2 separate regions of the Homo sapiens genome follow, and region 2 is linked to region 1. Evidence: read pairs that join two places in POLR2A ChIA-PET (ENCODE). Cell type or tissue: endothelial cell of umbilical vein. All regions are shown on one strand. Links, peaks and the distances in the headings refer to the core of each region. The heading gives the core; the rest is flanking DNA. Region 1 overlaps LOC105378994 (a long non-coding RNA gene). Region 2 overlaps NDUFAF2 (NADH:ubiquinone oxidoreductase complex assembly factor 2).

Region 1 (16,565 bases), core at 3,573-11,572:
GGCGGCGCCCGCAGGGCCAGTCCCCTCGGGTCCGGGCAGTGTAGGGGTGGACCAGGGAGAGCGAGTGCAGAGTGCAGCTCGCTGGTGCCTGGACGCGGGCGAAGGCGGAGAAGCGAGTCCCTCTCTGAACCTGGAGCCCTGCGGACATTGTTCGCGCTCCACAGAGCTCGGTCAAATCTGCTTCCAAGCCGCAGACTTAATTACCGCGTCGGAGACAGGCTTCCTCCCAGCCCCACCTTCTGTTTTTACTGTAAACAGTGGTGCTGATCCGCTCCCATTGTTGGAGATAAACTGTATCTCCTTTGACACTTTCGCATCTTTTAAGGTTATTGGCTGCTCCCCACCCGCCTGCCTTGCAGCCTGGATTTAAAGGGATAGCGCGCTTCGGCGTTTTAAAGAAAATCGCCCATTCGGGGCCGAGGCCCTGGAAACCTCGAGCTACACAGTGGGCCTTCACAAGTCCCAGGCTGCAGGTCCCTGGGGTCGGGACGCTGGCCGACTTTCCGCAGCTGCCTTACTTGTTAGGAAAATTTTTGTGGCATTATGTTTTTGTATATCCGTCCAGTATTTTTCTGGGCACTTCCTCCATGTCTAGGAAAAAGCCTGTGCGGAAAACTGGAGGATCTTTATGGGCAAGTAGAGGGAGAAGTCTCTTTCAGGGGTTTCATTTCTAGATCTCTTTAAAAATAAGAATAATCTTATAATTGTGTAAAACATAGGTATAGAAGACAGTAAGTTTAAAAGTAAAACACAAGTTGGGCTCTATTCTCTTCAGAAGTTCATGATACGACTTAGGCTTGTATAATGTGTAGATTAGCAAGCATTTTCACACATAAACACATAGAATCACTGAACTGGAAAGTCAGCGATGACAAAACTGGTGCCCCCAGACAGGATAAATGACTCATTCAGGGTCATAGGGGTTGTTAGTAGAAGAGATTAATTCACATTGAACAGGGAAGTAGGTACCTTTGGAGGTGCCTAACTTTTAGAGCTTTCGTTATTATAACGAGCAAGAGACTGGATTTAAGGCACCGTCGTTTGCTGGAGGGATCTATTATAAGCTCTCTAATTCAGAGACAAATGAGGGGCCACCAGTTCAGCCTGACCCAGCCGGCCCTCCCTGCACTCTCTGGCGCTGATTACTGACCTCCTCTTGAACTGGGCCCCTCTCTGAGTTTCCCGGAATTCTGCCATCCCTCCAGTGTCTCCAACTCCTCTTTTCCCTCTTTTTTGTTTATCTTCCTTCAAACTGTTTAATGTATACCCTGCCCTGCAGCCTATCACGGTCCTCTTCATTTTGCTTGATCCACCACTTGGAGAGTTTCCACCACCCACCCTATAACCGTTTCCTAAAGTATCATCTCCCTCTCTGGCTCACGTATTTCTTCCTGGTGGCCAGCTCACTTTTCCATCACCACCAGGATGCCCACGGCCACCTCAAACCCAAAGAACCACCTTTCCCTAGAATCCAGGTTCTCTTCTTTCGTTATATTTTTGATACTGTTGCCACCTGTTCCCAGGGCCCCAAGCTTTTTCCTCTGCCTTTGCCTCTTTCCTGTAACTCCCACAGTTGACTTGTATTGTCTATCCCAGCCCCTCTGGCTGCTCACAGTCAATTATTCCTCCTCTTCACTCTGCAGGAGCCTCCTCCCTGGTGTGTCTGTATAGCCTTTCCTCCTCCAAATCATCCTCCACCCAGCTGCTGTGCTTCCTAAAGTACATTTCGGATTGTGTCACCCTCCTGCTTAAGTCCCTGTAAATGGCTCTCTGCTGCCTACTGGGAGAAATCCAAACTCAGATCTGATCTTGACCAAACCCAACTTTTCAGCCTTGCCTCCCACTAAAACCCAACAGAACGTTTCCCAGTTCCCCAGCAGGAATTCTGTTATGTCCCAACAGGACTTCTCCACCCCACACATTTGCTCAAGATGTTCCTGCTGCCTGAAATGTCTCTCCCTTCCCTTGCAACTTGTCAAATTCCTACCCTTCCTACAAGGATTTGCTCAAATGCCACTTCCTCTGGGAAAACCCACCTGGCTGTGTGATCTCTCTCTCCTCAAGCCCCTTTAACACTTTGGATCGTTCTTGTGACATTTATACCATTCTGCCTAGCATCAGAGTTATGTTTACACTTGCCTAAGCCATTGTCCTTTCTCTTTCTCTCTCTCTCTCTCTTTTCCTCTTCCTCTCTTCCCTGGTTAGAAATTCTCTGACAGTTGGGTATATGCCTTGTCCATTTCTGTAGTCCCTGAATGCCCAGCATTGTCCTGCAAGGTTTCTGTCTCCCCAGAGGTTAGCTACACCCAGGAGCCAAGGGAGAAGTGAGTGATGGTGTGTCATCTTTGGCTAGTGCTTCTGCCATCTCTCATTTTTTTGAGTAATTATAGTGTTTTTCCTGGTGTTCATAGAAATCATTACTGAATTACTTATGATTACCCTTTTCCAGCAGGCTTCTACCCCAGGGACCAAATCAGGGATAGAGCCGCCTCCAGTGTTTACCATTAGGCAATGGTAGGAAATCAAAGTACAGAAAGTCTACTGCTTCCCATATGCAGTGACTCATATCACATCACACCACATCACTAGTGTGGTCAGGAGCTAGGCTCCCTGGCCCACTTCATAAATAGTACTCCCAGTAGCTAAACTGATGAACTGAAGGAAGTGAGAAAACCCCACCCAACACCCACCTGAGCACCACATCTAGCACCCAGCCCACTGCAGTCAGATGCATAGATAGGTTGATGGACAGATGAATGGCAAAGGAATTTATTTGAGAAGGGCAGTGGAGTCCTAGCCAGAGATCTCTTATGGCTCCTCCACCCTCCTTTAACTTAGAAATGAAATTTTTGAATTAAATTCGGTAGCGGTTTACCAAATTCCTGGAGCAGTGGTTTTCAAAGAGAGACCCCTAGAGTGCCCCAGGGCAAAATGCACACAACTTTGGAGCTGGGAAACGGAAATTAACACATGTAGCGGCTCCCCACATGAGTCATCTTTACACTAAAGTTTGAAAACTACCCTTTGGTGACAAGAACTTCACAGGGTCCTGCGCTTAGGAGGCCTGCAGGAGAAAATGGCATTGCCTCATCATTATTGCTAGTCATCTCAGCTAATTAAGACAATAATTTGCCATTAGTAGGAAGATTCCAAGACATGGAAATTAAATTAGATCTAAGGAATTTCAAGTCATTTGAAGATGGACACAAAGTTATATTCATTTCCATTCTCTTTTTCATACTGGGACATATTTTTTAATACTGTAGTCGAAGCCAATTATGTTCCCTGGAATATAATTTGTTTAGAGGAGAATAAAAGCCTAAAACAGCATAGTTAACCTATGAACCAGGCATTCTCCCCTCTTGTGCAGTGAGAGAGCATCTCACTCTGTATGGCTAAAAAGAGCGAAGAATGAGGGAGAATAGATGATACTTCATCAGTGAAAAATGTCCAGTAACAGGAGAAAGTGCCAAAAGAGTCTTCCTGGTCAGTCATTTCCATGGAATAGATTCTTGTGCAAAGGAAGAGGTAAGCAGGGAATGATCAACCAGAACTGAAAAATTTAAACCATTACTCCAACTTTGAAGAGGGTTCATTTTAACTTTGTTGAATCCTTGAGAATCAAGCCACAATTTTTTTTTTTTTTTTTTTTTTTAGATAGGAGCTCGCTCTGTCGCCGAGGCTGGAGTGCAGTGGCGCAGTCTCAGCTCACTGCAAGCTCTGCCTCCCAGGTTCACGCCATTCTCCTGCCTCAGCCTCCCGAGTAGCTGGGACTACAGGCACCCGCCACCATGCCTGGCTAATTTTTTGTACTTTTAGTAGAGACAGGGCTTCACCATGTTAGCTAGGATGGTCTCGATCTCCTGATCTCAGGTGATCTGCCCGCCTCGGCCTCCCAAAGTGCTGGGATTACAGGCGTGAGCCACAGTGCCCAGCCAAGCCACTAATATCTTACCATTAGTATTTTGGGACAGTGGGCAAAGACACCATACTAGGTCCTTTACAAACAGTAACTCATTTAATGCCTCTTACACAAGAAACAAACGAAGAAACTGAGACTCAGAGAAATTTGCCAAAGGTTATTTGGCTGCTATCTGGCCACGCAAGGATTCAAGTTCTGTCGGTCTCACTCTAAAGCCAGAATTTTTTTCCATTATCCAGTATTTCCCAAACTTGTCAGGTCATAAGAATCACCCTGAGCACTTGTTAAAAATATACATTTCCTTTACCTCTCCCCTGGAGATTCTGATTCAGCAGGGCTGGGGTGGAGCTTGGAATCTATCTTTTTAACCCATGCCCTGGATAATTCTTCAGAATAGGCAAAATTGGGAAATATCATATTCCACACCACATTGTCACTCAGTAACCCACACTATTTCATTCCTTAAGATGTCCCCTTCTAAAATGTGCTGAATTATAAGAAAATATATTCAACCACTGATCAATCAACCAATCTTTTCCAACCTGCTTCTAAGAACAGTGTATTCTGTTTAGATGGAAGCCTTTAAAGTTACAAGCTGGAATTTTGAAAAATAAATTATTGCATCTCAATATATACCAAAAAACCAGGCTGGCAAAATTGCTTACAAATGAATTTGTTTTAAATGTTGTGATTTGGGCAATAATTCTACCCTCAAGAAGTAAAAGAGATTTGCTTTCATTAAATATTAAATAATTTGCGTGTGTCAATTTTCAGAAAAGAAAAACATTTTAGCGTATAGTCTCTATACCATTTAAATATTAGTAAAAGTTACCAGGCTATTATCATTCTGTTAGTTACTCCAATGCAAAGTGCAATGGTGAGGATCTTATTAAATGAAAACATCTTAAAACTGGAAGGTTCATCAGGCTTCAAAACAGGCTTAGAACCCAGTGATGGCCAAAAGAAATAGGAAATGCCACATTTCCTTATAACCTTAATATTTCCCCTTTTAAATAACTAACTTTTTATGAACTATTTTGTTAAGATTGTCACAGGATAAACAAAAGAATACTATTTAATCTATTTAATAGGATAATGTAAAGACATTTATTTCAGTATTTATTTACCTGTGTTAACTAGGAAAAAACTCCCACTTTTAAACACTAAAAAAGTGTTAGTATAGAGAATCATAATTTAGAAAATTAATGATTTTCTCAAAATTGCCTCACCCTACTAGGTCACTCTCTTGCAGATATCTCTGATAATGTGAGATGGTACAAGAAAAAGAGGTTTAAGACATATTCTCTAGGGAGACAAAAGGTGCTCTGACATGTATGAAGGATGTATTTACAGAAAGTAATGTCATTCCAAAATTCACTTTGTAAGGATATAGAATGAGCATTTTTCAAAGTGATCAAATAGTACTTTGTTCATTCTCATTCCTATTTGGAGGAAGTAAAGATGTAAAATCTAGACAGCCAGGTAACTTTAGGGGGCACCTTATGCCTAGATAAAGATTATTTGCATTTAAGATACATGAAAATTAAAATTTTAAACATGAAAGCCAAATTCTGAAACAAATTTATTAACGGCATTTTATCACCTACAGTATTTTTAAATATTCAAGAATTCACTCCCTGTCAAGAAAGGAATCATGACAATTCAGATGTGAAAAATGTCACTTCCAATGACTTTGTTCAAATCCAGAATTAGATAACTTGTGAAAATGAAGAGGTTTCAGTAAAAGCTGGTGTATCAGACATTTTTCAACGTGAAATCTATATTAACTCACACCCCCACGGAATCACGTTGCAATAAAACCATGGTTATGCAGAACTTTTGTGAAAACCACCCAGATTGGACAGGTTTCCCAAAGAGCTGAAGTTGTACTTTTTAAGGACCAAACATCTCTTTTTTTGAAACAGAGTTTTGTTCTTGTTGCCCAGGCTGGAGTGCAATGGAGCGATCTCGGCTTCCCACAACCTCCGCCTCTGGGGTCCAAGCGATTCTCCTGTCTCAGCCTCCCAGGTAGCTGGGATTACAGGCATGCGCCACCATTCCCGGCTAATTTTGTATTTTTAGTAGAGATGGGGTTTCCCCATGTTGGTCAGGCTGGTCTTCACCTCCCGACCTCAGGTGATCCGCCCGCTTTGGCCTCCCAGAGTGTTGGGATTACAGGCATGAGCCACTGCTCCTGGCCCAAAAATCTTTTTAAAAGCTTAACGGGGCTATGTGTGGTGGCTCACACCTGTAATCCCAGCACTCTGGGAGGCCGAGGCAGGCAGATCATTTGAGGCCCGGAGTTTGAGACCAGCCTGGCCAACATGGCAAAACCCTGTCTCTATTAAAAATACACAAAATTTGCTGGGCTTGGTGGCAAGCACCTGTAATCCCAGTTACTCCAGAGGCTGAGGCACAAGACGGCTTGAACCTGGGAGGCAGAGGTTGCGGTGAGCTGAGATCACGCCACTGCACTCCATTCTGGGTGACTGAGTGAGACTCTGTCTCAAAATAAAATAAAAATACAGGCTTAACCCTGCACACTAGAAATCTTTCTAAAACATGACACACTTCTTTGACTTCTTAAGCATATTATAAGGACTGATTATAAACACAATGATGCCCTTAAGAGCTACTAAGGTACGCAAGGTTGCTTGTTCATAACAAAAAACCCAGATTGCTGGCTTGGTTTTTCTTCTCTTTTTCTCTTTATTTCTTTTGCCCTTCCCTTCCCTCCCCACTTCCCTCCCCTCCCCTTCCCTTCTTTCCCCTTCTTTCCCTTCCCTTCTTTTCCCTCCATTTTTTATTTAGTTTGTTCTAGGTTTTGTTTTGGTTTGTTGGTCTCAGCCTTTACAGTTGTGCTATTTCCTGTTACTTTCACTTTTTTGTTGTTTATTTAGAGTCGATCTTGCTGTATTGCCGAGGCTGGACTCAAACTCCTGGGCTCAAGTGATTCTCCTGCCTCAGTCTCCTGAGTAGCTAAGACTACAGGCATGTACCTCCATGCCTAGCCCCTCTTACTGTTAATTATTGTCATATAACCACCCATAATGTCGCTTCTCACTTTCTGAATTATTGCTCTCCCCATGTTGTAGCCTCTGAACCCGGAGAACCTTATTTCTACAATTATGTGTAAAGTAAAATCAGCGAAGTTCTTAATGAGAATCTCCCACCTGGTTAAAATGTACACGATCTTTGTCACATTTATTTTGCCTCTTGCAGACTTCCTAGATTCCAGCTAGGTCCCAGAAAATGGAGAAGTTATTAGATGACCAAACTCTGGCTTCTGAGGGGTTAATATAGGATGATAATTGACATTTGTGATGATGAGTCCAAGATGCCTACTGAATCATCATGTGTAAAATAATATTTACTGAACATGATTTAGGTTTAAAGCATTTAATGAAATTATAACCTTTGGAACTTGGTGGTTCACTTCTGAAATCTATGGCAATGTTTTGACAGATTTCAGATGAAACAAAATCTGCATTCCCAGGTCACACACAAGGACTGTATGCCATGCACTCCTATGACAGCTTGAGTTCACCCTGGAGAGGGGAGGGTTAGAAACCAAATCCTTAACAAGCCTGCCCTGCAAGACTCAAGACTGTGCATTAGGAATGACCTGGTCCCTGCCCACCTCTCCAAATGGCCTTACCCCAAGTTCATTCCCTTTGCTCTCTGGAGCTCTGCCAACACAGGCTACTCAGGCCTACTTTCAATTCCTTTAACACTCACTTCCTCCAGAGGCCTTTGCCCAAGAGTTCCTGCTCCCTGGAATGTTCTCCTTCCCCAGGCCCCACAACCACTGCCTAGTTTCCTCCTGCTCGGCTTAATCACACTTCCTTAGGAAAGCCTGGCCGCCCTGACAGGTCAGTTCTGTCTATTACACACTCTAGTAGTTACGTGTACTTCTCCTAGGGGCTCTTATCTGAGTTGTAATTTTTCATTTAGTTGTATGTAGGACACATTACCTGGAGAATAGTAGGTGCTCAATAAATATTTGTTCACTGCATGGAAGGGAGGGAGCAAGGGCACTTCAGCCAGACTGGCCTCCTCATTGTGGTTAACATCAAGGTGTGCCAGGAGAGCAATTTCCAACAGCTTAACATTCACTTGATTGCTGCCAAGGCCCATGGGTCTTTCCTTTCCTTTCTAGAAAAGAGTAAAATCTACTCGATGAACATTCAGCAGCATGGTGTGAAGCTATTATGGCCACATTCTGGAAATCATTGCATTCTTCCAAGCAAAGAAATAAGAAAATCTTCCCAAACAAATGTCAGAAACTTTACCACACTGTCATACATGCTGCCTGTAACATTTGTCTTTTGTTAATTTTTTTTTTCTGGCTTTCATCTCAAGTGTCTCTCAAGTTTTGGCAATTTCAAGTCTTCTAGTTTCCATGGAAATAGGAAACAATGATCTCTGGGAGATTAAGAGCGGGGAGATATCCACTCTAATGGAGTTCTAGAGTTTTCTTCCTTTGATAGTATTTGTGAATTGAGAGAATGTTGGTGTGGAGGCAGGGCTTCGGTGTCATCAACAAATCTTTATTTTTGTGCCTATAATGCATCAGGCATTGTTCTCTTCCAGGAATGCCTCCACCTCCAAACTGCTACATTAAAGGTAAACATGCTCTCCCAGATGTGGGCTCTCAGGTTTATTCTTAAGTGAAATTCAAATTGTTGAGCAGGAACTATTAGCTCTGTAGTGAGAATCTTTACCTTTTCCCTCTAGGCAACCTCAAGCACTTCAGATATTTTATAGAGCTCTTTGTGACACTCGGGTTACAAAGAACCATGGTGTATATACATTGTTAATTTTATTTTTTTATTATCTATTTCACAAGGAAATAAAAATCTCGACTTCCAGAGCAAGACATAAACATGTAATGTTGCTTTTTTTGTTGTTCTATAATCTTCATACTTGATAGTTGCTAATATCCACAGAAAACTTGACCAGACATACCTGAAAAACTTGAAAAATCTGAAAAAGGAAAAAAATAGTTTGCTTGTCTCCTTAATAGGCAAATGTCCACAATTTTACATCCTCTCACAATGACTTAATTTCTTTGAGACTTTGAACCTAGAACCTGTGTGCATGTATATGACCATTGTAAGACTCAGCTTTTAACCTGTTATGTAATCTGTATTGTAATATTCTACATCTCATGCCACCAGAAAGTTTGCAAGTTCCCTGAAGGACAGATACGGAAGATTATAAAACCAGCTTCTAGTTTGTCTCCATGTGGAAGTTCAGCCTTCTGGCCTCTCCCGCACCTCTTCAGTATCTATCCTCCTACCGAGCACCCATCTGATGGATCTCTCCCCACTGCAACCCACCCTCCTCTCCAGGACCACTTTTTCTTGCCTGTAATTCTGGCCTTAGGAATGCCCAGAGGAGATCTGTACCCAAAAAGTATGTTTGAGCAAAGCTAAGTCTCCAGAATAAAGATAATCCCAATTTACAAGTCAGCCATTAGAGATTTAATTCTTTTACACCTTCCTGAGCACCTTTTGAAAAAATATCAATATCCTTTTAGGGGTTAAGATTTCAAGTCATTACCAGTTTATGCTCCCAAGGGATGCCTTAAGCTATGTGCCAACCTCCGGTGGAAAATTAAATTCAGGACAGGCCTTGAAGGATGGTGCTAGGAGGAAAAGGGACGCTGGGGATTGGAGAGGACCAAATGAACTTCACTAAGGAGAGTCCGTGAATTGAAGAGTCCCACCACAGACCCCCACTCCCAGCTCCAACACTCGCTTTGACTAACAAAAGTCAGTTTCACTGAAATGGTGGCAGATCAGAGTAGGGCCCTAGACTCAAGCCCTAGCATCCACATCCAGGTTCTGTTTTTACAGGTCTGACACAAGATTTCACACTGTTCAATTCATGGACTGTCTTTAAAGTTCCCCTTTTACTTTTTCCCCCTTGTTCCTCCTTTGCTCCTCTGGCCTAAGTTTATCTGTGTGCATGCTTGTGTGTACACGTTTTATCTGCATGTGTGAATGTCTCTGTCTGTATGCCCAGGTCTTTCTTTGTCCTGACACCAGCTTGTCTAGAAGTGGTAATCATAAAAAATTAATTCAGATTACTTGTTGGATGATTTAGATATTTTCAGCTTCATTAACAGCTAATCATGGCACAATGGATTACTCAACCAGGGTTTGAAATATGTTTTCAAGGTGGCTAGACTAACTGGAATGATCATATAAGGGGACTTCAGCAGGGTATCATACACACACAGCTATTATGTCTTTTGTGGGAACATGCATTTGCCTACGAACTGTCTGTGCATGTTTTTGGCAGGTCCCCCTTCTTACTCTCCATTCCCTTCCCCTTCCCAGCTTCTGCCAGATCTGCCTTCAGATTCCTCAGTCATGAAGCCTCCCTGAGAGGGGTGAGAGCTCTTTTAGGTCTAACTACACCCTGACAGGAGTGTCCCAATATGCCCACGGGTGAGGCAGGCAGGCCAACTGCACCCCAACAGTGTTCAGCACGAGGCTGGGAGGTGAAAGATGTGTAGCCAGAAGTCTTGGAAAGGCGCCACTGGGGACATAGCCAGGTATCTTGCTGCCCTCAGAAAATTCTCCTCTTGCCATGCCCTGCAAAACAAATTAGCATCAGTGACAGAAGTGTGACCCTGGAGCCGAAGTTGTATGTGAACTCTTCCTCCAGCCACTGAAAATATTCTGGTGGGTATGGGGGTCTGGTTGGTATGGGAGAATATGAGCACACTACCCGGCTGCCACCCCACCATAGACAACCACCCACCCCCCACAACCCCAAGCTCCAACACCGGCTTTGGCTAACAAAAGTCAGTTTCGCTGAAATTGACAGCAGATCGGAATAGGGCCCTAGACTCAAGCACCTGCAGCCACATCCAGGTTCTGTTTTTGCAGGTCTGATACAAACCACTAACTCCTCTGGCCACAGAAAGTGCTCTGTGGGTAGGAGTAGCCCTACTTGCCCTTGACAGGGACCATTTTCAAGGGCTGGTTGGGTTTGTCAGGGGTTTTCTCTTAACATTTGTCAATGACAGGTGTTGCTAGGGTTGCAGGAGAAAGGTTTCACTTGATTGGCTAAGCGACTGTATTCCTTAACCAATCCAAATGCTCTGCCTGGGGGAGGGGACTTAACAAGATAGAACAATATCAAGCACAGGCAGACGCATTCCGTGTACTAATAAGGCGTCTGGAAAAATGGAATTACAGTGTGCAGGAATCCCATGCCCCTCTGCAGCTCCAGCCATGGCGTGGTTGCTGTTAAAAATGTTACAGTGTAAGTTAAAGTCATTCCCATTGATTGGAGGACATCAAGATTTCAAAACAGGGAGTAGCAGTTGGAAGGAGGAAGTAAAACTCCTTGCTCATTGTGTTTTACAGCCTTCCTTAGTAAAACTGCTGAATTGTAATTTAAAATATTCCACCCTTTCAAATAAATTAAGTGCAGCCCTTAAAAACAGGAAATGAGAGAGGCGCACACGTATTGTCAACTAAACATTCACAGACCTTGTATCAAAAGCAAAGTTGAAAATCAGAGAACAGTCCTATGAATTCATTTTAGAATGCTGCCAACAAAGGTCCCCACCAAGGGAGGTGTTATGCCTCTGGCAGTGCACTCTTGGGCTGAAATCTGAATGCTAATTAGGAAACAAATGAAAGACAAATATCAACTTTAAGGGAAATTTGGATCTTGCAAGAGCATAGATATTCAGAGATTCAGATAAACCTTATGGTACTAAGAGCTATGGTAGCAATGGCTGAACCCTCCCTGCAGAAAATCTAACTGCAAATAAGCCAGATGTTCCTGCTAAACTCTGGTAGTAATCAAAGCAAAGCATCCCCCTATAATTCATTTCCTCTATCCAACCCTTCTGCCCATGAAGGACCCCATAGTCAAGCTAAAGAGCTTGCGTTTAGTTTCAGGCTGAAATGGTTTTTGGTGGGTGCTGCATTTTACTTTATATACATTTTGAAGTAAATGAGAGAAAAGGATAAAAGATTTTGAGACTGAATTCTGGGTAGTTCCCCCTCCCACCTCTATTGGTATAAAAGATAATATTCATGAGCAGAAAATGATGTTTGAGGAGGGCTGGCAACAGGACTTCCCGAAGAGCTGCACAGAAAATAGAGCTTCACAGTCCTCCCCCACCACATTCGGGTACCCGCTTAATGCTGCCCACACTGCAGGCCAGTGGAACCCACCACAATTAGACTTTGCCCTGGATCCTCCAGTGCCTTAGTGGAAACACTGTAATAGCAGGAATTACTATTCCAAAGGGGAAGAAACTTGGAGAGTATGTTTGGTTAATTCTTTGGTTGCATGTGATGCTAAATACAGATATTTGTGCTGTTGGCAACATCTTAGGAAGTGATTTAACCCACTGGCATAGCCAGACATAATTTGTCATGTGGCCCTGTGATTTTAACCCCACTCGTTTCTCCCGTATGATTACTTCCATCATGTTTGTGTGTTAGTTACTTAGGACACATCTTTATTTCAGAGGCCTCGAAGTCCTACTTGACATTTCTAACTTAGAACCTAGACTTCTCCCTTCCTGAACTTATCTGCTTTCTTCAGGAACAGATCCGGGAGGCCACAAAACTAACCACCTACCTCTACTCTTCCTACTCAAGCAGTTGGACCTGGGCTGGTGTGTTACAAAACTCACCATTACGCTAGATCCTTTCCCAGCCTGGCAGGCACACCCACACAGCCACCATCAAGTATTCCCTAGGGTTAGAACAGTCCAGGGCTTTGTGAATTGGTACTCTCTTCATATCTCATATTTCAACATAACTTCCAATGAGAATCATACAGTTAGTTTTGGTTTATAAAAGTCTACTAGATCAACAACAAACAAAAACTTGGCCACTAATTTTAACCTGCAATCAAACAGCAGTTCATTCATTTAAGTTTCATCCCTTTCTTTTCCTAAATCAGTCTCGAATAAAGGGGGGGGGGGATTTTTAATGATAAAAAGTAGAAAACCGAAGAAGCAAAAGGCCCGAGATACCCCACAAATAAAGAAGCAGTTGCAGACCATTAATGATCACTAGGAATGGAATCACAGAAAGAGGTACTCAAGGGAGTTTGAAAGTTTGAAAGACCACATTCAGCCTGAACCCTCAAGAAAGTGTCTAAGAGAAAGTAGGCCAAAACAACAATGAAGTTAGGGTGAAAAAGATGTGAGTTTAGTTTTCAAAATGTCATGTCTGTATTGAGTGTCCTTTTGGTTCGAACAAGAAACAAAGAGAGAAATCAAACAGCTTCACTGACAAGCAGAGCAGTTGGCAAAGAGACCAGGGTAAAATCTTGGGAAACCCTTCAATGTGTAGCCTAAAAACAACACTAAAGAATCGTTGTATTCCTTCAGTAGAGCTCTATTTTCCCAAGTCCTACTTTCTTCATAGCAGACGATTCCCACTTTCAATCTGCTCTTAATTTTGCCCCATGTCATCACTGACACCTGGGTCTCTCTGTGGATTTCTTTCTTTGAATGTTTTTAAAGCTTCTGGGGAGTCTATTTTTATTCATTCATGCCATATATTAAACTATTTTAAGTATGATCTCAATAACATATGCTTATTAAAATATGGATTAAAAATGAATTATTAAAATAATCTACTTTATCCTGCTTATAAGCACAAAGGCTGACTTGATTCCAGAACAAGGCCATGACCAGGTAGTTTTGCCTGTGGCGACTCCTTCCAGCCGTCAAAACAGAAAGCTTCTTACTATAAAACAAAGTGAAAAGGGAGGTCTAGAGTTGTATTCATTCTCTGGGATGCTCTTGAGAGTGTAAACAGATCACCAGGTTTTCCTCAGTTGTTCCCAGTATGTACGGACATGGAAGTTTCTTTAGGGAAATACTTCTGTTACAGTGACCACAGTGAAGCTTTGGATTATCTTGAGCCTACAACACATTTTGTGAACACCATTTATTAATATCAATGTGCTTTGTTTAGGCCACCTAGAGCAATAACCACAAAAAAATTGATAAATTAGATTTAAGCAAAATAAAAAACCTCTCATGAAAAGAGACCATTAAAAAATGAATAGTCAAGACATAGACTGGAAGAAATTATTTACAAAACATAAACTTGACAGAGGACTGATATCCAGGATATGTAAAGGACTCCCACTTATTAATAAAGAGAAAACATTTTTTGAATGGATGGAAGACACTCTACCAAAGAAGATATATAAATGGCAGATAAGCACATGACAACGTGCTCAATATCTTTAGTCATTAGGAAAATGCAAATTAAAACCTGAAGTATCACTACTGCCAGGATGGCTTAAAATATAAAGACTGAATACACTAAATGTCAGCAAAGATGGGGAGCAACTGGGACTCCCATACATTGTTGATATGAACATAAAATGGTACATCAACTTTGGAAAAATAAATAGCATTTTCTTCAGAAACTAAATATATACTAGCTGTGATCCTGCAATTACATAAGTAGGTCTTTTCCTAAGGGAAATGAAAACATATGTTTATCAAAATACTTGTATAAGAGTGTTCATAGCAGCTCTATAAGTAATAGTCAAAAACTGAATACAGCCCAGGTATCCATCAAGAAGAGAACGAATGCACAGGGGCCGGGCACGGTGGCTCACTGCTGTAATCCCAGCACTTTGGGAGGCCAATGCAGGCGGATCACTTGAAGTCAGGAGTTCAAGACCAGCCTGGCCAACCTGGTGAAAACCCTGTCTCTACTAAAAATGCAGAAAATAGCCGAGTGTGGTGGTGAGTGCCCGTAATCCCAGCTACTCAAGAGGCTGAGGCAAGAGAATCGCTTGAACCCGCTTGCAGTGACCTGAGATCACGCCACTGCACTCCACCCTGGGCAACAGAGTGAAGCTCCATCTCAAAGATAGAGAGAGAGAGAGAGAGAGAGAGAGAAAATAAGTGTGCAAACTGTGGTTTAGTCATACAATGGAATACTACTTAGCAGTATAAAAGAATGAGCTACTACTGTTCACACAATAACGTCAACAAATCTCAAAAAGATTATGCTGAGTGAAAGAAGTCTTACACAAAGAATTCATCCTATTTGACCCATTCATATGAAATTATGGAATAGACAAAGCTAATCTGTGGTGAAAAAAATCAAAACAGTGGTTGCCTCTGGGTTTGGGAAAGGGATTAGGAACAGGGATTGACAGGAAAGATAAATGAGGGACCTTCCCAGGTGATGACAATATTTTATATCTCAGTAAGGGTTTGGGCACACAGGGATATATTTGTCAAAACTCCGAAACTGGACACTTAGTGTTTACAGTTTAAAATCTGTAAATTTCATATCAAATGAAAAAAGTAAATATCAAACTGAAGTTTTTAAGTAGAAATTGGTGGATGCCTATAATTTACTTTTAAACACATGAAAAAATAAGATGAATTAATGGAGGAGGGCTGTATAAATATGTGATAAAGCAAGAAGAGTCAAGTATTAATAGCAGAATCTACAACTAGATCATGGGCATATAGGTGTTCACTGTAAAATTCTTTTAATGTGGTGCATATTTGAAAATACTGATAACAAAGTGCTGGGAGGAAATCTATGTGCTCTTCTGACCCATGAACCCTCTTCAGGTGTTTGGTAGATCTGAATGCTCTATTTTTTAATGCTCATACTAGCAGATTATAAAGAGGGAAGATGAAGGCTGGAATTGGAAAAATGTCATATCTGAATTCTTTTTCTTTTCAAATCTGGCCTTTCATACCTTTTTATTTTAGTGGGCAAAAGAAGCCAGGAAATGGTTATTATGAGAGGAAAAGAGAGGGGAGAGATCTGTGACCCTAAAAACAGCAACAATAACAAAATTCCTACTGTGAAATATTGAATATCAAGAGCAGACACACACTCCAGACTTGTAGAATGAAAAAATTAATGAAAACACCAAGACTGCATCCTCAGAACCACGGAGGAATGATAATTACAGACAGTACTTCTGGAGCAGACACATAACCTTGATTCCCAGGATACCCCCTAAAGCACTCTAATAGTATGCTATTTGTGGAAGGTTTTTCCACCTTTAATAACAGAGAAATAATGTTAGAAGGAAAGAAATCCCTTATTTAGCCACTGGGGTGTCATTATTGAGCCCCAGCTGAAGGCCCCCTTAAAAGCATCCATATGGTAAAAGAACATGTTTCCCTACGAAATCAAAACTGAGTACATCTGAGACTTTTGAACATCTTTTTCCTTGGATCTTAAAATGGATTTGTGCATATTTGTAAAAAAATTTTATGATGTGCTATCTTCCAAAGTGAATGGTTATTTATAATTCATAAAAGACCTGAGCACAGGAAAACTTTTCCCTTTTATTAGCCCTGTAAAGTTAGACCAGCTGATCTTTTAGTGCATATTACAGACATCAAATTCTCTGTGTGGTTGAAGTTTCTCTTCAAACTTAATGCAAGAGGCAGTGCTACTGAATCTGTTGTTCAAAAGCTGGTGGGGTCCACATCTCTTTTGATTAAATGTTAAATAAACAAAACATCACTCTCAGAGATGGTCTCTGAAGACACAGAAGGGAAAATACTTGGAATGCTAAACATACTTTTTAAATCTTGCACAGCCTTTTTGTAAAATACAGCAACATATTTTCAAATGGATTTTCTTTTCTG
Region 2 (16,565 bases), core at 5,745-13,744, 190 kb after region 1:
CAAGTCATTAACAGTTTTTCAGGTGGTATTTCCTTTACTAAAATAAATGAACTCCCATATATACGCAAAAAGGGCCTCTAAGCATAAAGACACAATTATTTAATTGAAAAAGAAATTTAGCAGTTAAACATTAATAAAAAATAATTAGAGTCACTTAATGCTAGTCCTATTTAATTGAACTACCCTGGTGGGAGACAAAGAAAACCTTGCTCCCTTGTGTGGGAAGAGGAAAGACCATAATCCCTGGGAGAAAAAGCAATGTCAGATCCCCATGGCTTTCCAGGCTTGGCCTCAGAGAGAGAGAAAGAAATGGCAGAAAGGCAAGAGCCCTGGAGGAAAGAAAAGGCTCCATCTGTGAATGATTGCTAACATTCATTGAGCTGTTATGTGCCAGCTGCTGTCGGGGGAAAAGAATTCTTCTGGCCTAGGATGAGAGAGGGAAGAAGAGTTGGATGAGAAGAAGTAAGACATAAAGAAGCTACAACTTAGGCTATATAGAGCCTGCCCTAGAGAATAAAAAATATGGTCAGAGGCAGCACCCTCTAGGACTTGTTGCAGGGGACAACAGGAGCTGTGGCCCTGAAAGATATACTTATTCATTCATGTGTTTTTCATTCATTCATTCATTCATTCATTCATTTAATATATACTGAGCACCTACAATTTAAGGGCCTAGGGATACAGAGATTAAAACCTAGTTCCTATTCTTATGAAGCATCTTTGAGGAACAAAGAGGATGGTCAAAGGAGGTACCATAGGGAAGAGCTGGGTAAGCTCCAATGGCCAATTATGTGGCTAATGCTTATGGGTCCTTTCCTACTTTCCCATTCACTAACTGATTGGTTCATGCATATATTAACTGAGAGCCCACTAAGTGCCAAGGATTGAGTTAAAAGACACAACTTTTACCCTGTGCTCAAAGAACTCACAATCTAAGGAAGAGAGGCAGGTTTAAAAAAATTAAATTATAATATGATAAATTCTGCAATCATATAAAACAAAGAATGTTATGAGAATGCAGAAGAAAAGCTAGTGTCCCAATTATTATTATTATTATTAATTAATTTTTTTTTTTTTGAGACGGAGTTTCGCTGTTTTTGCCCAGGCTGGAGTGCAATGGTGTGATCTTGGCTCACTTTAACCTCCGCCTCCCAGGTTCAAGTGATTCTCCTGCCTCAGCCTTCAGAGTAGCTGGGATTACAGGCATGTGCCACCACGTCCGGCTAATTTTGTATTTTTAGTAGAGAGGGGGTTTCTCCATGTTGGTCAGCCTGGTCTCCAACTCCTATCTCAGGTGATCCGCCCGCCTTGGCCTCCCAAAGTGCTGGGATTACAGGCGTGAGCCACCACACCCAGCCCTGGTGTCCCAGTTATTATCCAGAGTGGACTGGAGGGTTAGAGAAGGTGATACTTCAGTATTAAACAATCAATCAGAATCAACCAGAGAACTAAGAAGAGAGGGGCATTCTAGGAAAAAGTAAGCATGTGATCAGAGGTATGAAGGAGTAAAGCAGCAAAGCAAATTCAGGACACTGAGTGGTTCATATGGTATACAGGGGTTAGAACATGCTGAATCTTGTAATGCAGTGTTAGGATATTTAGGTTTCACCCTGAAAGTGATGGTGAAACATTTTTGGGCTCTGAAGGAAGAGCAAGATTTCCAGATAAAATGCAGGATGCTCAGTTAAATTTGAATTTCATACAAACATCAAATAATTTAGTATTTATGTCCTAAAAATTATATGGGACATACATGTAAAATTATCCCTTGTTCATCTGAAATTAAAATTTAACTGGGTATGCTGTATTTTTGTTTGCTAAATCTGGCAACCATAAGCAGGAGACTTATATGTTTATCCCATATTTTAAAAAAGATGACTCTGGCAACTATAGAAATTAGATTGGAGAGGTGCAAGACTGGAACAGAGAAATCGGATAGCAGGCCACTGCAGAAATGCAAGTAAGAAAATCATTAGGGCAGGAACCAAGACAATGGTATTGAGACAGACAAAAAAAGATTGTTAAGATATTCAATAGGAAAAAGGTCTTAGTCACCAATATGTAGAGGTGAAGGAGATGAGGACAATCCCTGTTTCTAATCAGTGATGACAGTGACACTTTGCAAGCTGAGGAACTCTGGCTGGCGATGCCCTGCCCAGGCCTTGCTTGACCACGCTACCTGCTGCAGGAGACAGCCCACCTACTCGGCCCACTTGGGCCAAGTCTGGCTTACACACTGGTTCCTGAGTTCTTGTCCTGCACCTAAGAAGAATGAGGATGTGCTAACATTCGAAGAGTGTACAAGGCAGGGAGTTTTCCTGAGTGATGAAACAGCTTTCAGTGGAGAGGGGATGTAGGGGTGGTCCCCCTATCCGAAAGTGGGAAAGTACCCCTAATATGGCTGAGTCAGGAGCCTTTTATGGGCTCAGAATGGGAAAGGGACAGGCTGTAGGGAGTATTGGAAAAGGCAACATTCAATTGTTAAAAGGCATTATTCAAAAAAAATTAATCAGGAAAGGGCAGGCAAACAGGAACATAAGTTCTCACTCTGGGTTGCAGGTTTCATCTGGGACCAGCAGCCTGGTCTTTCAGCCTCCAGGCTGTTTTTGGCTTGAAGGTGGGGTTTCACCAGGGACCCGCCCCTATTAGCCTAGGCATTTGGCTGCCTCCTGTCGCTATCAACAGATAATGCCATTAACCATGGTAGGAAACAGAAAAAGAGTTCTGCTTTAAACATACCAAATTTAAGTTGTCTGTAAAATATCCAAATATCTTTTTATCAAACTGTTAGCTCCTTCTTGGCCAAACTTCAGAACACTGAAATGCTTCAAGGACTCAATTCTAGCCCTCTTTTTTACTATACAGACGGTCCCTGACTTACAATGATTCAACTTATGACAGTGCAAAAGCGACATGCCTTCAGTTGAAACTGTATTTTCAAATTCTGAATTCTGATCTCTTCCCAGGCTAGTGATATGCCATACAATACCTTCTCATCATGCTAGGTGGTGGCATTGAGCAGCAGCTCCCAGTCATCACTTTGATCACAAGGGTAGACAATCCACACTCTACAGTGTACTGTGTTACTAGATGATTTTGCCCAACTGCAGGCTAATGTAAGTGTCCTGAGCAGGTTTAAGGTCGACTAGGCTAAGCTATGAATTTGGTAAGTTAGGTGTATTAAATGTATTTTTGATTTAACAATGGGTTTATCGGGATATAACCTCATGGTAAGTTAAGGAGTATCTGTATTCTCTCTCAAAGTAATCATTTCTTATCCCAAGTTTAAATATTGTCTACATATGCTGAAGAAGCTCAAATTCATTTCAAGCCTGACTGCTCCCCAAGCTCCAGAATAATATAGCCAACTATCTGGGTGGAGGTGGATGTCTAACAAACATGTTAAATTAAATATGTCCAAAGATGCCTTAGGCTCAGAGGGCTAACTTAAGGCCATACAATTAGACTACACTTGAAACAAGTTTCTGCCTCCACCATATTTTCCTTCTACTACTTATTACTCTTTGCACAGTTCTCAGCAAGCCACACACATGGCTTTGCATACAGGTATCCTGCTGCCTGACTACAGTGTTTCCCTGACCCCTAGAAGGTTTGCCTTGTTTCAATAGGGCCTGGTCTCCCTTTCCTCACATGCTAAGATAAAAGCAAGCTCCAAGGCAACACCCTACTTCATGAACATAGAGAGGAGCCTTCCAGCTAACCGGAAGTCCTAAAAGTTAATTACTATACTCTCAAAGTAGTCTCTGTGACATATCAAATGCACACCAGTGGGCACGATCTGGGGGGGAGGAGGCTGTTACTGGGATGTCCTCATGGTGGGAAGAAGCACTTTAGCCAGCAGCAGCTAAATCACCTTCCCTTACGCAACTGTATACATTTACTTAAATGATTCCTATTTTTCTTTACCTCCTACATTTACCTAGCACTAAATTTTATCAATTCTTCCTTCAAAATTTATCTTGAATTGTGCATTTCTCTTTATCTCTATGGCCAATAGCATTTCTTGCTTGGACTCCTAATAAGTCTCCTTGGTCCTCTATGATCTAATGTCCACATAGAAATCAGAGTGACCTTTCATGCCACTTCTCACTAACAACCCTTTAAATGGGTCCTTGCAACAAAATCCAAACTTGCCTGTGGCAAATATGGAGATATTTGGATAAGCCCTTCTTCAAGGAAGGACTTGCTTCCCAGCTGCAGTGAATGCTGTGAGCAGACAGTCTGCAGCTGTCAACAATTTTAGCATGTGCCACAGCTTGTAGCCACCTTTCTAATGGTTTTCCAGAGCAGCCCACATCCAGTAACTGAATAAGGCAGGCAGGCAGGGCCATAAAGGCCCAGCTATTTCAACCAGATGTACAAAGACTCTGATGGGCAATACTTGCTCCAGAGCTTCCTACTAAATTGGCTGAAGCTTTGTTGGGCCTACATCACATTTCGACTTTGTCCTCTGTCCATTCCTATTTTCTTCCTCTTCCTTTCATAAGGATGCCTAATAAATACCTTTTATCTCAATGTCTGCTTCTGAAGAACACAACAAGGCTCCAAATGACCCAATTGCTGCCGACCTCTCCAATCTCATTTCATGTCATTTTCTGCTTTGGTTATTATACTTCAACCTCACTAGCTTCTTTGTTCTTTAAACACACTGTATTTCACTTGGCCTCTTTTAGCTCTCTGCTGGAAAGTCTTTTTCTTTCAGTTCTTCACATGGCTAGCTAAATCTCATACTTCAGGGAAGACCAATAACTTAAAGAGAACTTCCCTGGCTAATCTATGTAAAGTGATCTTTCCAACCAGACATAAGAACAACACCCAGTTTACTTTGTAGCACTTATCATATCTCATAATCCTTATTATTTATGTATTTGTTTATATGGCTTGACTAGAATATAAACTCCAAGGGCCAGGAATATGTATAGTTCACTGTTAACATTCCAGGCATCAAGTTTAGCATATTATGTAAGTGTTGAAAAATAATTTGTTGAATGAATAAATGACTCCATGGGTCTAGCTCAAGAGAGAGGCCAGTGCTGGAAATCTGGAAGTATATGTAGTGGCTGAAGCCAAGACAAGGATGAGATTGTCCAGAGAAATAGTAGAGAAGAAGAGCCAAAGGTCAAGAACAGATACTTCATGTGGACCACCAAAATTTAAGAGGTAAGGGAAAAACAGGAACCAACAACATGTTGAGAAAGAATGGTCTAGAAAGTGAGGGGATAATAAAAACGGCATTGGTAAAAGTAGTAAATATTGATGCCTCATCCATATTCTCTCAGCTTACTCTGTAGCTTTCTAAATAGCTTATTTAGATGAAGCTTGTTTCTTACTTCAAACTTCTGCAGTTCTTGGTCTGAGGACCATATTCACCTTATATAATGGGCAGGATGAAAATACCAGGGAGTTATTAACACTCCCCAGGAGTGAGCCTTAGTGAGAAATTGGTGGATAAATACCCCAGCTTCCTTGCTCTTCAATGGAACAACTCTGTGATGTGTTCCGCAGTCTCTCAGAGGGCTGCTGGCAAAACTGAGCTCGTTTGCCCACAGCATTTAACCAGCTTATTAAGGCACCTTTTAGTGACTTTCTTTTTTTCCCTTTCTTACTGTTCAACTCTAATGCTTTTAGAAGTGGCCTTGCAAATAAGTTACTTGTATCCAAATCCTTGTCTCAGATCCTGGTTTGAAGGGAACACAAAATTAAGTAAAGAAGCCACAAGGGGAAGGAAATTCAAGACGGGAGGCAGTTAACTCTATGAAATGCAGGTGGGGTTAGAATTGAGACATATTCAACGGACTTAGCATTAAAGAGGTATTTGGTGACCTTGAGAGAGAAGTTTGAAGGAGGTTATGGAGGCAGATGCAGACTGTACTGGAGAGAGAGGAAACACTTCCCAAATAAGTCTTCCATAGATCACACTAGCTTTCCAGGAAATTAAAAGGTGCTTGACATGCCAAAAAGTTGTATGGTCAAATCAAATTGGGAAACAGACTTTCCAGTTCAAGAGTCCCAAAATTTCCCCTACTCCTTTTGAAAACCTACCCCTTAAATAAAAGAGATACCAAGATTAGAAAAACTCAAAGCCCTTTTTTGATAAACAGAGTGTCATCTAAAATAGCAAATGACAACATAAAAAGATGGAAATAAATAGAACAACAAATAATTCAGCAGAGTAGAAAAGGAACAATCCTAAATGTTTGCAAACAGGGATACTGGTGAGAAAAAAAGCAATCCACCCTAGATATATATATATATATATATATATATATATATATATAAAGACAGGCTTAGATGTAGGGACCAAGAAGAGGGCTAGGTTGAAGTGCCACACTGTAAATGGGGATAGTGGAAGATGGCTAAGTAAAAATCTGCATTCCAAATGGTGAGACCCTCAAGCTCCTATATCCACTTAGTTTGAGAAGGCCAGCAGCTAAAAATACACAATCCACCCCAATCCTACTGATTTATTAGTAAAGGTCATTAATTCTGTAGCCTTGCCCACGTGATTCTGGCTAATTACAGCCTTGGTGGTATCATCTAACATGTTTCTTTACCCTTGTATTTCATGTAAACTGGCAATTATATCCAGAGCAGTGGTTCTCAAACTTCGGTATGCTTTAGAATCACCTGGAAACTTATTAAAACACAGATTGATGGGCTCTACCTTGTGATTCAATAACTGAGGATAGGGCCCCTGATGTGCACATCTAACAAGTTACTAGGTGATTCTGATGCTTCTGGTCCAGAGATCACACATGACCAATTAATATGTTTTAATATAATGAACTCATATTTATATATTTGAATGTTTCAATCAATTGTTTTGGTTAGTATTTCTATTTTTGATGCTCAAACTTGACCCATCTTTGGCCAGTGGGAGCCCCTTCCAGTTGGCTCCTATATCCTTTTGACATAATCTTCTTGGTTTCTTTGCTCTCTGGTGTAAAAAGATGTCCTAGACTCTCCTTGTACATTTCCTGCCCGAGACTTGACATCAGCTATTTCTCTAAGGAGCCCTGGCTCCTTAGAATAGAAAATGGTAAAAAGTTCATAGTCTGAGATGAGATGTTAATTGCTACTGGACTGTCATTGCTGTTAGGTCTTTCCAGTGGACCGAAGTAGGAAATATGCTTTTTTTTTTTTCAGAAAAAATATGTCATTAGTTCATAATGACATTTCCAATTCAAATTTAATATTGTAGGTTTTTATTTAATTTCTTTTATGCTATAAGCTTTGGTTCCTGAGAATATTAATATATTTATTTTAAATATGTGTGTAAAATAAAAATGCCAATATTACTGCTAAGAAAATTATTAAATATAGTTGAGGATTTCTTTGTATTCCTTTCTTTTTGTCCTTGGAATATACTCACTGAATTGGGAATGATAGTAAGAAGAGTAAGACAAACATTTTTTAAAATTTTAAAAAAGGATAAATAATGAATACACTCACTGATGTACAATGTCTTAAAGTCATGTGAAATCATTTTTTCCTGTGTGATTCTGCTATCTACTTGATAAACACGTTTATTTGTTTCAGGGATTCAAAAAAATTTTGGGGGGGGAATTAATTTCTTTTAATTTTTGTTTTTGTTTTTTGAGACAGAGTCTCACTCTGTCACCCAGGCTGGAGTGCAGTGGCACGATCTCAGCTCACTGCAAGCTCTGCCTCCTGGGTTCATGCCATTCTCCTGCCTCAGCCTCCCAAGTAGCTGGGACTACAGGCACGTGCCACCACGTCCGGCTAATTTTTTTGTATTTTTAGTAGAGATGGGGTTTCACTGTGTTAGCCAGGATGGTCTCGATCTCCTGACCTCGTGACCCGTCCGCCTTGGCATCCCAAAGTGCTGGGATTACAGGCGTGAGCCACCGCGCCTGGCGGGATTAATGTATTTTGAAATTGTGTAAAACATCTATATAGTTCCAAAGGCAAAATTATACCAGATATAATAAAAGAAGTCTAGCTTCCATCCTTGCTCTTCTACTCTGTTCCCTCCCTCTACCTGTCATTTTTATTAATTTTCTGTTTATCCTCCCATTTTTTCTTTATAAAATAAGCAAATACATGTGCATCTCTTTCTCCACCCTTACATAAAAGGTACTATCAACTGTTTTTCATCTTACTTTTTTTACTTGACAATATATCACGAACATTCTATAGAAGGATATTTTCATCACTCCTTTTTAGCCTCATAGGACTCCATTGTGTAGCTATATCATGGCTTACTAATAGATATTTGGGTTGTTTCTGCTCTTTTACTATGACGTATTTACTACTACTATTACAAATAGCCCTATAAATTATGCCAAATTACGTATTTTCACCAGATAATTTTTAGTAGATTTCTACTAGAACTTAGATTGCTAGGGCAGAGGGTAAAAGTGTATGTATTATGCTGGCTGTATGAAAATAGGTTTTTGCCTGCCCTTTATGCCTTTCTGTCTCCCACAATTCAGGGCCTACAACAATGTCTAGCACATAATCGGTGCTTAACACATATTTGCGAAATGAATGAATGTGGCTCTGTCTGTGTTTACTCACTGTTAATTGGTTTCCTTTTTAGTAGACCATCTGAGAGGGCAATCACTGTTGACTGATAATCTGACTTTGTATAGTGCAGTTGTATTATAAATCCAAATGTAAACTTAAATAGCTAATCAAGAATATATCATATTCCATCATTAATAAAGGAAGTCCTTTTTTTAAATTGCTTATACCCCTTCCCTTTGTAACGCTGAAAATTGAGAAAAGATAGATACAAACTTATTTATATTCTTGGAAATTTATACTAGTTTAAAAACATCAATGTGGTAAAATGACTCGGTTTACTACTTTTGAAAATTAAGTAAGAAAAAATATTTCTCTATTTTTCTTTGTGTACCTGCCACCTATCAATCACCAAGTATGTGGCTTAAAATATATCACCACTCATATAAGGACTTCCTAACTTAGGAATAGCTTAAGGTAAGAAAGTTAAAGTCAACCAACTATTTTGGACCCAAAACACTTTTTTTTCCCCAAAGAAATAGTGCTATAATGGTGGTTATATTCCCTGTCTAGTACACATTAAGGAATTTACCCACAGCGTAGCACAACTACAATAACAAATACAAATATGATGGGTTACAATACATCATCCATAGTGCCTGTGACTGACCAAAACTTGGAAAGAGGTTGCTTACATCTCAGAAGGACTACTGGTGTTGTTTCTCAAAAGAGGCAAGGATACTGTGGGAAGGCAGATAGGCAAGTGCCCCTTACTTAAAATGGATCTCAGGACTCTATTGCCCCCACCCCCGCCACCATTATGAAGACAGTGCAAGCTTTTCCCTTCTTATTATGGGATTGGAGAAGGTGGGATTAAGAGGATAACCTAGGATATAAAGTGATACAGTAGCAGGAATTTGGAAAATGTGACCTTGTGGCCAACTAGAAGTACAGCAGTCAGATAAACCACAAACACTACAGCAGCAATAACAATAAAATCCACTTCAGGCAATGTGAATAGCACTAACAAGCAGTTACTACTCGAAACAACTATACTGAGAAGGGAGTAGAATTCCCAAGCAGAGCAGCAGCTGATGAAACCAGTTGAAATAACATTATGGGAAGGAAGGAAAGGTAAAAGGGAGGAACCACACTAACATCTCTTCTGCTAAGAGAAACTGAAAAGGCTAGACTACTAATTAGGGTTGTAGAGTGAATTCTAAGGGTTGGGCCATCAGGTGTAAGTACAAGTGGGTATCAGTGGTAGCCCAGGAGACAGGCTTCCTTTAAGTTTGGTGTCAGGAGAAAAAGAGAGGCTCAGCGATGTTCCAGCAGTGATGGAGACAGCAATATGAAGAAACAAATTGAGGTGAGAATTCTCAAAGGAGGTGGGGGAGGGAAGCAAAAAGATCACTGGGAAATAAGAACAAAGGAGACGGAGAATCAAGGGTAAAGAAGGAACCCACCAAAAGACCTAGGCTGAAGCCCTCTTTCTTTCACTTATTCATGTACACAATCACTCAATATTATTGAGCATGAACTCTGAGCCAGGTACTGTTCTAAATCCTCGAGAGATGGCAGGGACCAAAACACAGTCCTGCTTTCATGAAGCTTAGATTCTAGTAGGAAGAAACAAACTATAAATAGACAAATCACACAGCTAGTGAATGTAAGTAAATAGGTGACTGGCTGTGTTGCCATATACTTCTCATTTAATCCGCTTGCCATTTTGGTTTAGCAAAGAAACAAGAAACTTGAAATAGTGTGGGAGTACATATTTGCCAAGGGGAAAAGCAGAACTTTTAAAAGCTCCTTCAGAATGTTCTTTTCTCTTTCTTAAAATGGAAATCACTGTTCTTTTAGCTGCAAAAGTAATACATCTTGAAAAAAATACAGAAATGTAAACAACAGAAATCTACAAAATAGAAAATATCTCATAATTTCATATCCACTGTTAAAAAGTCTAATCATTATAGACTTCCCCCTGCATATACATGTGTTTATAATATAAATATAGTGTATCCCATTTACATGTTTATAATTATAGATAAAATATATACTACGAATACTATTCCATAAACTGCTTTTCACTCAATATTTTTCAGACATCTTTTTTGTGTCAATATATATAGGTGTACATTATCCTTCATAATGGCTGCATACTAGTTAGTATTCCATTGTAATTTATTCGTTCAATCCCCTATAGATGAATGTTTAGAATGGTTCATATTTTACAATACTACAAACAACATTCTTGTATAAAATTTGTATACATTTGCCATTCATTCTTTAGGATACCTTCTCAGAACTGGAATTGCTGCATTAAAAGTTTCTCATATATTTGGAAAATTGCTCTCTAAAGAGTTAACATCCATTTTGGGCAACAAAGTGAGACCCTGTCTCTACAACAAACATAAAAAACAAACCAAAAAACCCCCCAAAAAAACAACACAATTAGCTGGGCGTGGTGGCCTGTGCCAGGCTGAAGAGGATGAATTGCTTGAGCCTAGGAGTTTGAGGTTACTGTTAGCTATGATCTTTCCACTGCACTCCAGCCTGGGAAAGAAAGTGAGACCCTGCCTCAAAAAAAAAAAAAAGAAAAAAAAGTTAACATCAACTTACACCTGTATCTATGGTGAATGAGAATACCTGTTTCCCCACAACTTTGTCAATACAAAAAAGAGAAGTCTTTATTCTGTATTTTAAAACTTTTCCCCTCAGTCTTTGGCTTAACTTTGTCTAGGATTTTAACTATCAAAAAGTAGAAACTTCTTATGTTGTCAAATTTGTCAATCTTTTCATCATAGTATCTGGCTTTAGTGTCATGCTACTCTCTCGTGTATTCCTTTTTTATCCTTCAGTTTTCAGCCTAAAGAAGGTTGAACCTGTTTTCACATTTGTAATGTCCCATTTCTGGTACTGTTTCGTATTGTTATGTGTCTGTCTTTCTCACTGGAGCATAAACTCCCTTGGCCATCTGCAGATTCTCCTCTATATCTCCAACATCTAACACAGAATAGGCATTTATAAGTTATTTGTTGAATAAATTTTAGAGTCTTCCTTTTTGGGGCCTACTGCTAGTTTTCCCTGGAACAATGTTCCTTCTCAGAGATCAAATGAATATTAAGGGAATCAAACAAACCCTTCACTATAAGAAGTAATTTAGAGGGAGGGAAGGTAAATCTCATTGACTCCTTCTCCGAAAAAACACATCAAGTCAGGCATTGCTGAACCAGACTTGTCAGAAAATCTTGGACTGGGCTTGACTGAACACTGCAATATGGCAAGTGAGTCAGGCAAGTTATATAAGATCTCTGGGGAAATTCTTCCGGTTCAATAACCTGTAATGTTGCTTTCATGATAACCAAGAGTGCATCCAAATCCTGTTTCTCAAGAATTTTGATGGTTTCAAAATCTACTGTTCCCTTTTCAAAATGAATTACATGCCATACAACAAATTTAGGAAGAGTCTTGTGATGCCAGAGCACCCCAAAAGTTGGGAACTTGTACCCTGGGTTCTACTGATATCCTCTGGGATGGCAATTCATAACTCATTTCAAGGAAAGTGATATTTGTGTTACATATTTAAGTACAAGTTTCAGCAACAGTGATAGTCAATTCCTTGAAAAGTACCAGTTAAAGATACAAACTAAAAGTTTGTCTTACCATTTGCTAGGTAAAACCATTTTTTTAAAAGACATCAAGGTTGGTTCCTTTGCATTCTGGCAATAAAAAGCTTCGTGGTATTCAGATTAGATGAATGTTTTCTAGAATAATTCTTGAGAATGTTTCTTTTCTTTTATACTAAGTTATCTTTTAAGTGTGGCAGGAATTAGAACAGCTCTTATCTGGAAAATTTTCTCAAGGATACTTGTAATATTAGAATTAGAAAGTCTTTTTAACATGCCTAGGTTGAACAAAAAGCTGGGTTTTATTTGCATAGTGTATGATAATAGCATTTATTTTCTACTATTATTTTTTACTTATAAGTACTTTTCCTTTTTTATTATACTTTAAGTTCTAGGGTACATGTGTACAACGTGCAGGTTTGTTACATATGTATACATGTGCCATGCTGGTGTGCTGCACCCATTAACCCATCATTTACATTAGGTATATCTCCTAATGCTATCCCTCCCCCCTCCCCCTACCCCACAACAGGCCCCATTGTGTGATGTTCCCCTTCCTGTGTCCAAGTGTTCTCATTGTTCAATTCCCACCTATGAGTGAGAACATGTGGTGTTTGGTTTTTTGTCCTTGCAATAGTTTGCTGAGAATGATGGCTTCCAGTTTCATCCATGTCCCTAAAAAGGACATGAACTCATCATATTTTATGGCTGCATAGTATTCCATGGTGTATATGTGCCACATTTTCTTAATCCAGTCTATCATTGTTGGACATTTGGGTTGGTTCCAAGTCTTTGTTATTGTGAATAGTGCTGCAATAAACATACATGTCCATGTGTCTTTATAGTAGCATGATTTATAATTCTTTGGGTATATACCAGTAATGGGATGGCTGGGTCAAATGGTATTTCTAGTTCTAGATCCCTGAGGAATCCCCACACTGTCTTCCACAATGGTTGAACTAGTTTACAGTCCCACCAACAGTGTAAAACTGTTCTATTTCTCCACATCCTCTCCAGCGCCTGTTGTTTCCTGACTTTTTAATGATCGCCATTCTAACTGGTGTGATAATATCTCACTGTGGTTTTGATTTGCATTTCTCTGATGGCCAGTGATGATGAGCACTTTTTCATGTGTCTGTTGGCTGCATAAATGTCTTCTTTTGAGAAGTGTCTGTTCATATACTTTGCCCACTTTTTGATGGGGTTGTTTTTTTCTTGTAAATTTGTTTGAGTTCTTTGTACATTCTGGATACTAGCCCTTTGTCAGTTGAGTAGATTGCAAAAGTTTTCTCCCATTCTGTAGGTTGCCTGTTCACTCTGATGGTAGTTTCTTTTGCTGTGCAGAAGCTCTTTAGTTTAATTAGATCCCATTTGTCAATTTTGGCTTTTGTTGCCATTGCTTTTTGTGTTTTAGACATGAGGTCCTTGCCCATGCCTATGTCCTGAATGGTATTGCCTAGGTTTTCTTGTAGGGTTTTTGTGGTTTTAGGTCTAACATTTAAGTCTTTAATCCATCTTGAATTAATTTTTGTATAAGGTGTAAGGAAGGAATCCAGTTTCAGCTCTCTACATATGGCTAGCCAGTTTTCCCAGCACCATTTGTTAAATAGGGAAACCTTTCCCCATTTCTTGTTTTTGTCAGGTTCATCAAAGATCAGATAGTTGTAGATGTGTGGTATTATTTCTGAGGGCTCTGTTCTGTTCCGTTGGTCTATATCTCTGTTTTGGTACCAGTACCATGCTGTTTTGGTTACTGTAGCCTTGTAGTATAGTTTGAAGTCAGGTAGCGTGATGCCTCCAGCTTTGTTCTTTTAGCTTAGGATTGACTTCATAATGTGGGCTCTTTTTTGGTTCCATATGAACTTTAAAGTAGTTTTTTTCCAATTCTGTGAAGAAAGTCATTGGTAGCTTGATGGGGATGGCATTGAATCTATAAATTACCTTGGGCAGTATGGCCATTTTCATGATATTGATTCTTCCTATCCATAAGCATGGAATGTTCTTCCATTTGTTTGTGTCTTCTTTTATTTCATTGAGCAGTGGTTTGTAGTTCTCCTTGAAGAGGTCCTTCACATCCCTTGTAAGTTGGATTCCTAGCTATTTTATTCTCTTTGAAGCAATTGCGAATGGGAGTTCACTCATGATTTGGCCCTCTGTTTGTCTGTTATTGGTGTATAAGAATGCTTGTGATTTTCGCACATTGATTTTATATCCTGAGACTTTGCTGATGAAGCTGCTTATCAGCTTAAGGAGATTTTGGGCTGAGACAATGGGGTTTTCTAGATATACAATCATGTCATCTGCAAACAGGGACAATTTGACTTCCTCTTTTCCTAACTGAATACCCTTTATTTCTTTCTCCTGTCTGATTGCCCTGGCCAGAACTTCCAACACTATGTTGAATAGGAGTGGTGAGAGAAGGCATCCCTGTCTTGTGCCAGTTTTCAAAGGGAATGCTTCCAGTTTTTGCCCATTCAGTATGATATTGGCTGTGGGTTTGTCATAAATAGCTCTTATTATTTTGAGATACGTCCCATCAATACCTAATGTATTGAGAGGTATTTATTGAATACCTAATTCAAAATTTGTTGAATTTTGTTGAAGGCCTTTTCTGCATCTATTGAGATAATCATGTGGGTTTTGTCATTGGTTCTGTTTGTATGCTGGATTATGTGTATTGATTTATGTTGAACCAGCCTTGCATCCCAGGGATGAAGCCCACTTGATCATGGTGGATAAGCTTTTTGATGTGCTGCTTGATTCAGTTTGCCAGTATTTTATTGAGGATTTTTGCATCAATGTTCATCAGGGATATTGGTGTAAAATTGTCTTTTTTTGTTTTGTCTCTGTCCGGCTTTGGTATCAGGATGATGCTGGCCTCATAAAATGAGTTAGGGAGGATTCCTTCTTTTTCTATTGATTGGAATAGTTTCAGAAGGAATGGTACCAGCTCCTTCTTGTACCTCTGGTAGAATTCGGCTGTGAATCTGTCTGGTCCTGGACTGTTTTTGGTCGGTAAGCTATTAATTATTGCCTCAATTTCAGAGCCTGTTATTGGTCTATTCAGAGATTCAACTTCTTCCTGGTTTAGTCTTGGGAGGGTGTATGTGTTGAGGCATTTATCCATTTCTTCTAGATTTTCTAGTTTATTTGCGTAGAGGTGTTTATAGTATTCTCTGATGGTAGTTTGTATTTCTGTGGGATCGGTGGTGATATCCCCTTTATTATTTTTTATTGTGTTTATTTGATTCTTCTCTCTTTTCTTCATTAGTCTTGCTAGTGGTCTGTCAATTTTGTTGATCTTTTCAAAAAACCAGCTCCTGGATTCATTGATTTTTTTGAAGGGTTTTTTTGTGTCTCTATCTGCTTCAGTAGTGCTTTTCCTTCTTAAATTCAGAGGCAACTGTGATGTTTTCTTAGGTGAATCCATGGAATGTATTAATCTTCCCTGAATATGTCACTGGACTTATTACATGTAAGTATTTTGCCAATACGCAAATAAATTTTGTTAGCAAGTATTATTCTGGTGTGAAAATACGTACTGACTTTTAAAAATTATTACATTTAAATCACAATGTGATGTAAATTTACTGATAACAACATCAATTTGGTAATTAAAGTGTGGAAATCATTCTACAGAAAATCTTATTAGTGAGATTATTTTCAACGAACACATACATAATGAAATGTTTTTATGATAAACTGCCATGTAACTTGGTGCTAATCCGTCATACAATTAGTTTGACTTTGTGAAGGAGACAATTACTGAAAACTTATGCTTATTAATCCTCACTAAAATAAACCTTTTTCTTGTTTTAAGAAGAGACATTGTCAAAACAGATAATTATAGAAAAGCTAGAAACAGTTTGAAGACAGGACCTGTCACAAAAACTTTATTTTCCTTTCAACATTTCACCTTATATCCAGTTGTGCAAATCAGAAAACATTTAATTTTATTACTACATAGCAAGAACTTCATACATTAAAGATGAAAAGCAATCAATTTTTAACCCAAATGTTTTTCATACTTTGAAAACGAATGAAAGAAAAACATATTTTTTTAAATAAAAAAGAAATCAAGTTAAGCAAATACCTAGATTTATGACACTTATTTTAAGCAGAAGATCTTTCCACACCTTCCCTCAGAAATGGATCTTTCCTTTGGTACTACTGTATTATTTCTCTTTCTGTATAATTGAATTTCTATGCTAACAATATGATTGGATGCATAGGACTTGGGGCACACTTAGTGCAGAATACATTGAGCTGTATTACTGTTTTATATTGTGTAGGTTATTTATTACTATGGTAGCCAGGCTTTAAAGTTATCCAAGATTATTTAGGTAATCAAAATCAAAAGACTTGGCCTATAACAAATAAAAGCAGTCATTTCTAAATTTTAAATATATAACACTGTCATACTTAATA

What was found. ChIA-PET counts read pairs that join two places held together with the same protein. Peaks named below come from ENCODE experiments on the same cell type or tissue, not always from the same donor. Only the 100,000 strongest peaks of a DNase experiment are listed, where the experiment ranks them.
Region 2: POLR2A ChIA-PET joins it to region 1 with 10 read pairs; 3 of 35 experiments call an interaction of 5 or more read pairs at or near these places.

What each region holds. Positions count from the first base shown.
Region 1 is chr5:61,314,325-61,330,889 of GRCh38, reverse strand. LOC105378994 (a long non-coding RNA gene) reads left to right here. Exons shown (of 2, transcript XR_007058781.1): 2 at 9,103-9,396. Among named protein-coding and RNA genes, the nearest start is that of ZSWIM6, 9.7 kb to the left of the region's middle. RefSeq lists silencers at 1-167, 1-288 and an enhancer at 1-542. In endothelial cell of umbilical vein, for the core only: no CTCF peak of the experiment used is centred there; DNase peaks (open chromatin) are centred at 7,729 and 11,149; H3K27ac peaks cover 2,502 bases.
Region 2 is chr5:61,125,740-61,142,304 of GRCh38, reverse strand. All of the region lies in intron 3 of NDUFAF2 (NADH:ubiquinone oxidoreductase complex assembly factor 2), which reads right to left. Among named protein-coding and RNA genes, the nearest start is that of SMIM15-AS1, 28 kb to the left of the region's middle. In endothelial cell of umbilical vein, for the core only: no CTCF peak of the experiment used is centred there; no DNase peak of the experiment used is centred there.